Regions from separate parts of the Homo sapiens genome. Here region 2 is linked to region 1. Evidence: chromatin contacts called from ENCODE Hi-C data. All regions are on one chromosome and are shown on one strand. Each heading gives the region's core, a stretch centred on a gene start or an enhancer-like site at or near the end of the contact. The rest is flanking DNA. Distances are from core to core; before and after follow the strand shown. Region 1 overlaps RFX3 (regulatory factor X3). Region 2 holds the start of GLIS3-AS2 (GLIS3 antisense RNA 2).

Region 1 (5,772 bases), core at 3,128-5,627:
AAATCAGTTTCTCAGGGAGACTCAGTTACTCCAGAATACCTTAAACAGTTCAAGTCTTTCTGATATGTACTTTTACTTGTCATTCTAGAAGCTCCACAATACTAATTGCACAGTTCTCTGTTTGATTTGTATAGTCAAAGATGTAATACCTGGAAACAATAAAGGACTTTGAGTCAGAAGTGAATTCTACTTCTAGCTCTGTCATGGCTATTAGTATAATCTTGGGCAAATCATGTTGACTTGTGTTGAACTCTAGACTTCTGATCTCCGAAACTGATTTATCATTTATTAACAAGTTTTTATTGTGCAGATACTCTATGCCAAAGCTATCATGATTGGAATATAATGATGAAAAAAATGGATTTTTACCCAGCCTTCGAGGAGCTTAGATTTCAAGTGGGGGATACATATTTACATAGTCACATAACTATAGCTACAAACTTTGTTAAGTGCTTTGAAGGAAAATTAAAGGGATATAAGAATGCTTAAAGCTTGAGGCCCTAAATCTAGCCTGGGAGGACCAGGGAAGTCTTTCCCAAGGAAGTGATGTTTGAGGTAAGAACTAAAGGACAAAAGATGTTAACTCTGTGAAGAGAGAATCTGAAGGTAAGGGGTGAAAAACACCCCAGGCACAGGGGAATGTGCACAGGCCCTGACAGAGGTGGGTGAGAGCACAGCCAAGGGGAAGTTTTCCTGAGAAACCTAACGTTCAAGCACCAGGGAGACCAAATAAACACTGTCAAATGCAACAGACAAGAGGAAAAATTGAATTAGGATAAAAAGTCAAAATTTCAAGTGAAGCTAACACCTACATAGCAGTTGTGTGCCAGGTACAGTTCGAAGTGCCATATATATATGTTAATAACTCACCACAGATCTATAAGTGGATACTATTATTACACCTGTGTTACAAATGATGAAATAAGAGGCCGGGCTTGGTGGCTCACACCTGTAATCCCAGCACTTTGGGAGGACAAGGCGGGTGGATCACCTGAGGTCAGGAGTTTGAGACCAGCCTAACCAATATGGTGAAACCCTGTCTCTACTAAAAATACAAAAAAAATTAGGCGGGCGTGGTGGCATGTGCCTGTAGTCCCAGCTACTCGGGAGGCTGAGACCAGGAGAATTGCTTGAACCCAGGAGGTGGAGGTTGCAGTGAGACAAGGTCACGCCACTGCACTCCAGCCTGGGCGACAAAGCGGGACTCCATCTCAAAAAAAAAAAATAATAAAAATAGAAAAAAAGAAGAAGAAATGAGACACAGAACCAAAAAGTAACTTGCCCAAGGTCACACAACCACTAAATTGTGAAATCAGGTTCTGAAACCACGCAGTCTGGCACCAAAGTCCTTGCTGTTAATCTGCCATGCTTATGACCTGCTACAGATTGGAGTAGGATTGGAGTAGGAACAATTTCAAGGGCAAACCTGCAAAATAGTCACAAACTTTGCTGGGTATTTGTTTTGCCTTTACAGGTGCTTGCTTTGGAAAAGGTGTCAGTTAAATAGTTTCATAAGCAAGCAAAAAGACTTTCCTTTTAAGGTGACTTAAGAACAATGAATGTATCTTTTCAATAATGTGAACTCAGTTTTACTGAGTTTTAAAATTAACATTACTTACATTATTTGAGCAGGCAGGCAGGAAAGAACAACCCGTTTTACATATAAACAAGATATATACAAGCATACAAACTATTACTTTTAAATTGACTTTAATGCTGTCATTTCAATGTTATAAATGTTGTTGGTGTTTTGAAATAAAGACTGCTATACAATGGACTCCCCTAAGCTGGAAACAGCTTCACAGTCCCAAGAAGTTTTCCTGTAAATGTCAGTATGCTACTACATTAATACTGCCTAGTAAATTATTTAAAGCATATGCAATTCTAGAGTTTTTTTTTTTTGCCTAAATGATAAAAAGGAAACAATTTATTTATTGCTAAAATTTATATAATTTTTAAATTTTCATTTAAATATTATAAATTTGTCCACAAGCTTTCTGGCAGTGGTGAAATTTTAAGAGTAAGAATAAAATAAAATAAATGAGTTGCATCTGTTTACATACCTGTTAAATAAACAATTTTAAAAATCATAAAGCTTTCCATACAACTCTGACCAGACAAATTGAGCAGAAAAATGTCCTTTTATTCAAATGTTATGGCTGTTTAGAATCTTTCTGCTTTATCTCTTTAAAACATACATAGTCCATTAATATATTCACTGAATCTTTGAAATTTTGATTGCTTCATAAAATGATTTTGTTACAAACCTTTTAATAATCTATTAAATATATCAATTCTTTTAATCATAATTTAATTATACTTAATATTATGTCTAAGCCACCTCTTTAGCCATTTTCAAATAAAGAGAAACCAGTAGAGTCTTTAAGTGTTCAATTGCGAATATCAATATAGAAAAGATAATATTTCAGTAATAGAGAAAAATTTAACCTGTAACAATTTAACATCAAAAGAAAAATGTCTTGGATTCATCAAAATTGATATACTCAGTTAATTTTTTTGGAAGGAAAAAAATCTTCAAAACCTAGAAACTGAAGAAGAGCAATAATAATTGAACATGTAAGCTTTTGGGATAAAAGCTCAGTGAAAGAATTCCATTTGGTGGAAGTAGAATTACATTCATAGTAAACAAATATTGGTGCTTAAAGTAAAATCAAACCAAAGAAAAACAAATTTTAGCAAGCATTGTGCTAGTGTGACTAGGGAATACACTTTAAATGTGCCTGTTGAACAATAGACTTGTTACAACAGTATTTTAAAAGCAAAGAATATTATCACAAGTCGAGATAGTTTGCAGGAAAAAAAAAAACAATCATGGAAGAGTAGTGGCTTAGAAAATGTAAGGAATACTTGTCAAAAATTATACTGTTGATTGTTATTTAGAGTGAAGCTTATTATTTACTATATTAGTATTTTTCCAATTGAGGGCAGGCCTTGTGCCAATCCCTATTCTAGATGTCTTACATTCTTATTTGATACTGATTGAAACCTTGCAAAAGATGTCTCAGTATCCCTATTTCACCAGTGAGGAAAAGAGAAATTGAAAGTTGCCCCAAATCAAAACTAGCAAGTGGTAGAACTAACTTTAGAAAGTAGGACTGCCTCACTTCAAATAGTCAAATGGGATGGGCTTAATCTATCTTTCAGTTTTTCACCATATAAATTATTATAGTTTCAAAATAGGGATTATGTGCAACTCCCCCAAACACACAAACACATAGACACACATTTTCTCTCTGACAATCACAAGCCAGGTGCCTAGCTTAAAAGTTTTTATTACTTTGTTTCAGAGTTTTTTTTCCTCTGCCTTACAGGATGCCTCTTAATACGCTTGCCATCTTTTCCCCTTGCACTTTTTGTTAGTAGATATTTAGAATATGAAAACTAAATGGAATATTAGTCTAAGCAAATTGCATTTGGAAAACTAAATCTGCCGGAAAAGAACAAATTACACCCTACAGCTCCTGTACACCCATCCTGAGACCAGACCTAAATCAAACATTTTTTTAAAGAAGTCGTAGTTTGGTTTTAGTTGTAAATCTGCTCATCTACATTAGCACAATTTCTGACAACTTGAAAATAAATTATAGAAGTGACCCCAAAGTTCCAGAGAATTGGCTCCGTGTCCCATTTTTTCTTCCTTGTTCCTGGTTTGTCATTCTGTTCATTTCTCTTCTTGGATTTGAGAAAGGAATCTGTTGACTCAGCAGCCCAGGGCTGCGGTTCTTTCTCTCTGGGATCCCTGCTCATTAGCTTCCTATGCGTGGCTTTCTTCCCTGCTGGCTCTGGGCTATAACCTCTCCTCTCATCCTCTTCAGGGAATGGAGAAAATTTGCTTATAACTGTGATCTAAACATAATCATGCAATAGGTACCCTAAAAATACTCAAGGAAGGAAGTACAAAGGACAGACTACCAATTGATAGGACGTCTTCTTGGATTTCATGATTGATACATTAGATTTCTTTACTCTGGGCAAAAAAAAAAAAAACAAAAAACTCCTAGACCAAAAAGTGTACCTTCTCCTTAGAAAGTGCCTGTCAATACTATTTCAGAGAAATACTATGAAGTTGGACTTTTGTGGGTGCTTACGACAGCAATTTCCCTAAAGAGCTTAGAAGTGGGGAAATAAACCAAAATAGAAGTTGAAGACTTTTTAAAATATTTCAAGGACTAAAATGGTCACTGTAGACATCAGGAAAGAAATCTCAGCACACAGTCCTCTTCAGCAAAGTCCACCGCTAAGTTATTTGTTTAGTAAAGAGTTTGTCAGGTAGCACTGCAGCTATTTGGGCAGACCCAACCAGAGAAAAAGATTCCCTGGCATAGAGTAAGCATGACGGTGCCACCTACTGGCCACTTTGCCACACTCTGTCATCCTGTGCCTAGCCCAAGTGGCTCTTGGCTTTGACACTGTCTTTATGGTGGTTTTGCTCTCAACCACAGGTGAAGATAGTGGTTGCTGGCCCCCCTGATAAATAAATAACTCTTGTTTGGGATAGGCAAATTCCTAAACTCACAGGAATTGTTTTCTTTCTTTATACCATCCTTGTATAAAATATACTACCATAAAATGTCATAAAAATTAGAGATTCTCTGCAAGAATATGGGCCTTATGTGATGATAATACAAGCACTTCAAACCTGATTGATGCTTGTTGTGAAGGTTTTCTTAGTACAAAGGGAACATGTTTCTACACTGCCACTCTGATTGTCTCTCCAGTTAATGATTTCCAGAAAAGAGAAGTGGTATAATCAAAATTAAGATATAGTCCTCTGATAGAATAAATTAATGCTATGCTTTCCTATTAAATAATATAGGTGTTTTCAAGGGGAGCCAGTGTTAAATTAGGAGCAAGGTTCGTTCTATTTCCCCAATAGTTTTACTTGCATAAAGGATATGCTGCCTGGCCCAACCCTGCAATTTACAGGGCCCAGGATACCATGTGTCTAAATATTTTAAAAGTTATGAATCAGACTATAAATAAAATCTGTTCTATCCACCTACCTTGACAAATATGTCTTGATAACAACTTGGAAGGCTGAGTTTGGATTTGAAATTCTGTCTCCCCTGAGTTCCATACCAGAAAATATTGACATAGACATAGCCAGCCCGTGTCGCCAGCCTCTGGCCCTAGACTGCTTCATCACTCCCCATCTTATATTATGAACAGCTTTGTGCTCAGATTTGTGGACACCTCAGCCCAGTCTTCAAGTTTTGTCTACCTTTTGCAAACAGCTGCCCCTTTTTGGCTGTCTCTTCATGCCTCTGAATGGTAGAGTTGGAGAAGAGAACTGCCAGGGCCTGGAAGGGAACTCAGAGCCACGGGGCAGGGAATTCTAGGGTCTCAGATAAGAAGAGGTGGTATGGGAGGAGGGAGGGAAGCACAGGCTCCAAGAAGTCACATCCAGCTGGCTCTGTGGACTCCTTACACTGTAGGAAAGGGACTGGCAATGGAAAACACAAAGCAGAGTTCTCCATAGTGTGGGTCTTGGGCCAAAGGCCCCTCTTGCTTTGGCCTTAATGGTGGTGTTAAATGCTCCTGTTTTTGAGGCTACTTTTCTCTTCAAAGGCAACTAAGGCCAATATTGTAATCTGAACACTTCACCGCCTGCACACTCACTTGTAAGTGTGTCTTAGACATTTAAACACAATTAGGTACACCTGTTGCTATGTCCCCAAGGCAGGCAGAAAAGCCGGAACAGTTAGAATCATGCTGCCCTGTTTACAGATTGGCCAGTAGCACACATTGCCA
Region 2 (5,984 bases), core at 3,138-5,637, 1.1 Mb before region 1:
GGAGTGAAATATTTGAAATTTTGGTCAGTTGCATTTGGTCTGACACATTTTAGACTCTGATTTACAGTTTTGACTTTAGAAAGGAAAAGAGGTATGATGTTGTGAATGCGATATGTGTAAATAAGAATTTTTTAAAAAATTACATCACTGACATGTATGTGAGCCGAAGAGTTTGGGCTGAACATACTTGTGACAAATTAGTAGAAAAATCAGCTTAAGTTTTCTTAGTATATCACACACTGATAACATAATGTGAAATTTGCTGCATTCCACTATTTGTACTACTCAGGAAAGTAAAATGGAAATTTTCCATTTTACACATTTAGTTCCCCCCTTAAAGTTGGCAAACACTAACTTTTTCCACTGCATTTCTACGTAACTGGACTGTTGCCAGCTCGTGTGTGTGTGTGTGTGTGTGTCTGTGTTTTAATAGCTAGGCATACTATCACTGGTGCTATTAGCTCAACTTATCTGTATTTTGGGGTTCAAATTTGTTTCTTTTCACGGACACTTTGTGGGAGGAGGAATCTGATCATAGTTCTTTGCAAGTTTGTAAGTGGTTTACTGTCAGAGCACTCAGGGTGACTCAAATAGCAGTTCTGAAGTTTTGCTGTCAGGATGTTCCTTCGGGAGAGTTTCATTGCTGTGAGACAGTGGATGTTCCTATTTTGTACTCTAGCTTTGAGTGAGCTGCTTGCTATGCAGGACTTATGCCTTCTGTGCCCCTTTTGATGCTGATTCCTATACTTGAAATGGTCTCCTTTGCTTATCACTTCTCTACTCATTCTTTGAAGTCCAGCTCAAACAGCCAAGCTACTCCATGTCACATTGCAGGAAATTATTCCTGCCTCCTCCACACTCCCTACAAACTTCATTGTGCTCATCTAACACTGACCACAAGATGCTTTGCACTTTATACACCTGCAATATGTTTTATACACATTCAAAGAGCATGCACAATTATTCTGTAGTACAGTAATGTTGATTGAACTTGGGGCTTCTAAACTGGCATACTTGGCTCTGTCTCTGACTCTCTTTAACTGTTTACTGAGCTTCAACTTCTTTGCTTCTAAGTAGGAGATTATTCATAGCCACATCATACATTTGATTTGAGAATTAGATGAGGTAATATATGCAAAGAGTCCCCATTTCTTGAGGGTTTGCTACAACTAAGACACTGGGCAAAAAGTTTTCTGTAATATCCTCCCATATACAATGCCTACAAGTGTTAATTCCTTTAGTCCCAATACTTGGACAGAGTGTGTACTCACTGAATATTTCTCTGATGAATGAGAACTGGACTGGAGCTGGCAGCAGGGGCCTGTCTGCTGAGTCAGCTGCCCTGAGTCAGCGGTTGAGGCACATACAACACTGGTCTCTAGAGAGGGAAGATACTGACTGGGCTGCAGTTCCCACCTATCTGGCTGAAGGGCTGCCAGAGTATGATTCCTAAGCACGATGGAGAGCTCATGGGTAAGGGAGAGTATCATTTTGGAACTACATGATTTCCTTTCTCACTGTCTCTCATTACCACCCTCCCTCACCCCTGCTGACCAATTCAGCCCAGAAGAGGTACAGATCTCATTCTGAGTCATTCCAGGGTTGTACTGGTACAAGAACAACTGCATTTTTACTATAACCCATGGAATATAAGAACATTGCAGATCTACATTCTTGGCCAGAAAAAAAAAAAAAGAAAAAAATTCAACCAAAGCACTATACCTCTTCAGTGGTAAATATTTTAGGAATGTTAGAGGTTCATGAAAATCACACCTAAATAAAATGACATTCCCACTCTTGGGCTCTTATAAATGAAGAGATTTTGGGGATCTCCAGGTTGATGACTCCTAACTTTCCCAGTGTTTTTTTCCATGAGCTATTGATTAAAGTTGGGTGTAGCACTATATTTTTTTCTCTTCCAGCTAAGCTGTTCCCATCATTTGGGAAGTTTTAGAAGCTTCTGCAAGCCCCTAGGATACCATTCTATGCATCAAAACCATTGTATTTAAAATGATATTTGAGGGACATTGGAAAGGTTTTTTGCAGTCTCCACCCAGGCTTGTCTTGCTCCTGGGAAGCAGTTGTACAGCACAAGAATCTGATGAACAGAAGTTCCCATGATGCATTGAAGGGTTAGTGTTGCCATCTTGCTCTGTTCCTTAAGGCTGGAGTTAATGAGGAAGAGTTTTTATGTGAATGTCAGGCATGTTGCAATAACTAGCCACAATGGAATAGTCATGGCAATTTCCACCACTTGGTTTCTTTGTTTTTGTGATGTTGCTGCATGCTTCATTTTATGAGTATTTTCTTTTCTTACGTGTGGTTGAGCCCATCTATTGCCATCTTGGGCTTGAATACTTGTATTTAAAAGAGATGAACAGAGAGAAACTGGAAAACTGACAGAATGACATATCCTGACCTCTTACTATTTTTCATCCCCTACTTCTGCTGACAAATATTCTGATGAGTTTGTGTCCCAAGGTGAAGGAAAAGAAAAGAAAAAGTACTGTGGAAACCAGGCTTCTTTTGGTTATGTTAATATCATGGATACAGACCAAGCCTAGTAGTATTCCCACTGAAATTAGATAAATGAAAACTGCCAATAGTCTTTTAGTTTTGGCTTTCTGGGGTAAGTCATTTGTGTCCTTGAGGACTTCTGTCTTGATCAAAGCATCTACTACCTGATTGCTAATTTATATTGGAGTGGTAACAGTAGAATAGAATATAAGGACTTGTGAAATTCTAAGTGTCTGGTGGCATCCTCACTCATTTCATTCATGATGGTGAATAATACTGTCAACTGCAGAAAGGCCTACCTGGAGGATATTGTGTGCATTACATACCTAGATTCCCAAGATGGAAGTCCTTGCATCTGTGGCAATACATGTGATGAACTACTAGGAGCAGACTTTCTTGTAACAACCTTTTGAGGGCTCTGGTCAACACAAGCAGAAGCGGTGGCGAGTCAGAGCTTAGGTGGGGTATGAGGCTGAGGATGTTGAATTCATAAGGATAAAGTGCCACTTTATAGACGTAACATACGCAGGGAATATACCTCCATTCTTAACAGCCTGTGTTCAGAATTTTATACCCTTCTAACACTTCCATCACCTTCCTCTCTTCCCTGCCTATACTTGGAAAGGATGCCAAAGCCTTCCTTAGTGCTTCACCTATCCAGTTTCGAAGCTGTCATGTGCATCCGATCCGATATTTCAAAGCAACCCTTTTGCCATTTTTCACTGTGTTATTCTCTCCGTATTACTACCGGATTTTTTTGGTTGTTTGTTTATTTTTTTATGACCTGACATCAAATCCTGTCTAAACACTAACACTTTTTCATGTTAAAATAAGTCAGTTTAACAAATAAGGCCAGGAAGAAGGCGAAGTGTCTCCCTGCTGTTACCCTGTTCTGGAGTTCCTCGACTTCTGGCGCACGGGGAGTGTGTGTGTGTGTGTGTGTGTGTGTGTGTGTGTGTGTGAATGCGTCAAGAGGGAGACACAAGCTCGGCCTTCGAATTGGCCAGCCTAGTGACCCGCGAGCCCGCCCCCACTCTTCCCCCTCCCCCTCCGGCGCTCACACTCAGGAAGCAGCTGGCTACAGGCCGGCCCTCGCGGCCGCACACACATCCACACTCCTCGCCCGGCTGCCTTCCTCCCTCCCTCTTCCCCCTTCCCCTCTCCCTGCAGCCGCGTCCACACTGCGCCGCCCGGGCAGCCCAGAGCGCGGCGCGCACGGGCACCGGCGGCGAGTGCCGCGGCCACTGCCCCTCCCGGGACCCCCTGTACGCCGTCCGCGCCGTCCAGGGTCACACCGGCGACGGAACCCGCCGGCAGCAATTAGCCAGCATCCCGGGGTCGGCCCCCAGAAGCATTCCCCGGCCCAGGACGAGGATGAACAGGACAGGCGAGGCACAAAGTCGCAACTGAACTTTTTAGAAACATTATTTGTGTGTGTATGTGTGTAGCAGGGGAGAATGAGCTGATGCCGAGGGTCCAGCCACCCCGCCTCTGCCTCCTCCTCCCCCTGCCGCCGCTGCCCTCGCAGACGCGCGCGCACACACGGCACTTGGGCCGGGTTTCCGCGCTCCGTCCCCCCGTTTGGATGGGGGTTTTCATTTCCGAAGGAGGCACAGCCCGCGGAGCGCTCTGAAGGGCTGGAGCCCCAAGTTACTCCTCGCCAGCGCCGGCCGCCCGCTGTCACTCGCGCTGGCCGGCCGGGGGAAGGGACCCGCACGCCGGGCTTTGTTGTGGAAATCCCGGTTACCTGGTAAGTGGATGCCATAGGAACTTTGCTCGCAGGCGAGAGACGAGGAGAAACCGGGCGCTTGAGAGTGTGGGGGAGTTAAAGCTCAGAGACGCAAACTAGGGATTACAAATAGTTTTCTACGCTGAGCCGGTGGCGTTCGCGCGGGTTTAAGGATACGCGCACCTCAACTCCCGGCGTCACAGGTCACTGAGAGACCTGCGCTGACTGAGACTGATAGCAACAATTAGGGTTCAAACCATGTTTCTGTCAGTGGCCTAAGAGCGCCCAGTGTAGAAGACAGATAACGGGGCTTTAAAGTTGCGCTAATTCGGAACAGTTTTTGTGTTTTCATTTCAAGTAGAGCGGGCAGAGGGGTACACAATCAGGGCACGTTACAGGACGCACGGGCATGGGGCGCACCACTCTGGAGTCCCCACTGAAGGGAAACTTTGGCGAAGTGGGAACTGATGGGGTGACGTGAGGTCTCTCGCGCACACGCGGGGCTGTAGTTGTCTTTTCAAGTTCCACGTGTTTGTGGAGTTTCACGAAGGCTGTTTTCCACGCCTGTGTCTCATCCAAGCCGGTGTCCCCATGATTGCGGGAGGTGGTCGGGCTGAGGGTACCTACACTCCTCGCGGGTACCGGCCCGGCGATCCGCAGCCGCCAGGTCTGGAACTATAACCTCCCACGCCGCCAGGACGCAGACACAGCCAGACACGAACCCTCCCCGCCGGGTTCGTCACCTCGCGTTTACATTTTTTATGGGGCCCGACAAAATGTCAGCACTGTTTGGAAAATGTCTCAGTCTCGGAGACGTTGTCCTGCGCGCGGCTCCAGTCCCTATAAATGACCCTGTGTGTATTTTGAAGTCGGCCCGGGTCGCTCTCTGGAAAGCGTGAGTGAGCCGCCGGCTCTCTCCTAGACACACACCTTGCCCCGAGCGACAGTTCCAAGTTACTCACTGGAGCTGACAAGTCACCTCGGGGACCGGGAAGTCACTCAAGTGTCTGGAAATCTTGGCCCTGGCTGATTTGTCATCCTATGGATGATTCAATTAGGTACCTGGCGGGAGAAACTTTGGGGAAGGGTTTCTGGCTCCGCGTTCGCGCCCTCCGACTTGCTGGAGGTGTTTGGGAGGCGAGAAGCGAAAGGAAACCACAGGGTGAGGACACTGGCTCGGCGGGGACCGGGGGGCCGGCGTGGGGGGACTGCGAGCCCGGCCGTGGCGCCCCCGGGCTACAGGCTCCGGCCAGGCCGGGCAGCGCGCGCAGGTCCCCGGCGCCCGGGCTTCCCAGCCGCAGCACCCTTTCGGCCCCCGACTCACTCAGGAGCGAGTTGCACAACAGGAAGCCGGCACTAGTTTGTTTTGTTGCGCTGCGTTCGCTCCCTCGCTCGCTCGCGCACGGGGCCGAGGGTTAGGGGCGGAGGCGGCGGGGGAGTGACGGGGTCGCAGCCGCGCGTACCCCGCCGGGCGCTGTCGCCTCCGCCTCCGGACCCGCCCCTAGCTCCGCGCCGAGGAATCTCCGACCCCGGCAGCGAAGCCAGTCCTATAGGGAACCGATAAGGGCCGCCCTCCTCCTGCCTTGTCCTACGCGCCTCTCCCCCGCTCCCGGCACCTCTCCCGACTTCTCCAGCCCTCCTCTTGGCAGGAGTGGTCTCGAGGACTGAGACCACTGCTCTGTGTGCCTCCTTGAGCCCCACGCTAGTTTGCCCCGGTATCCGCTTGGCCCTCATCTCT

Evidence for each region. A loop is a pair of places that touch in the nucleus more often than their neighbours do. Pooled maps may share reads with other maps.
Region 2: a loop to region 1 is called in a pooled map, with 3 times the contacts of the local background. The contact joins the promoter of GLIS3-AS2 here to the enhancer-like site in region 1. A Hi-C loop is called at or near these places in 2 of 37 single-sample maps with no recorded cell type and 8 of 50 pooled maps.

What each region holds. Positions count from the first base shown.
Region 1 is chr9:3,239,461-3,245,232 of GRCh38, reverse strand. The region is part of intron 15 of RFX3 (regulatory factor X3); the gene reads left to right. Among named protein-coding and RNA genes, the nearest start is that of LINC01231, 61 kb to the right of the region's middle. Within about 2 kb of position 4,377, at least 2 of the 41 ENCODE cell types and tissues checked have a DNase peak (open chromatin) inside an H3K27ac peak, as active enhancers do.
Region 2 is chr9:4,297,704-4,303,687 of GRCh38, reverse strand. GLIS3-AS2 (GLIS3 antisense RNA 2) reads right to left here and starts at 4,387. Exons shown (of 4, transcript NR_186824.1): 1 at 4,265-4,387. It overlaps GLIS3 (GLIS family zinc finger 3), which reads left to right and starts at 3,620. Exons shown (of 11, transcript NM_001042413.2): 1 at 3,620-4,267.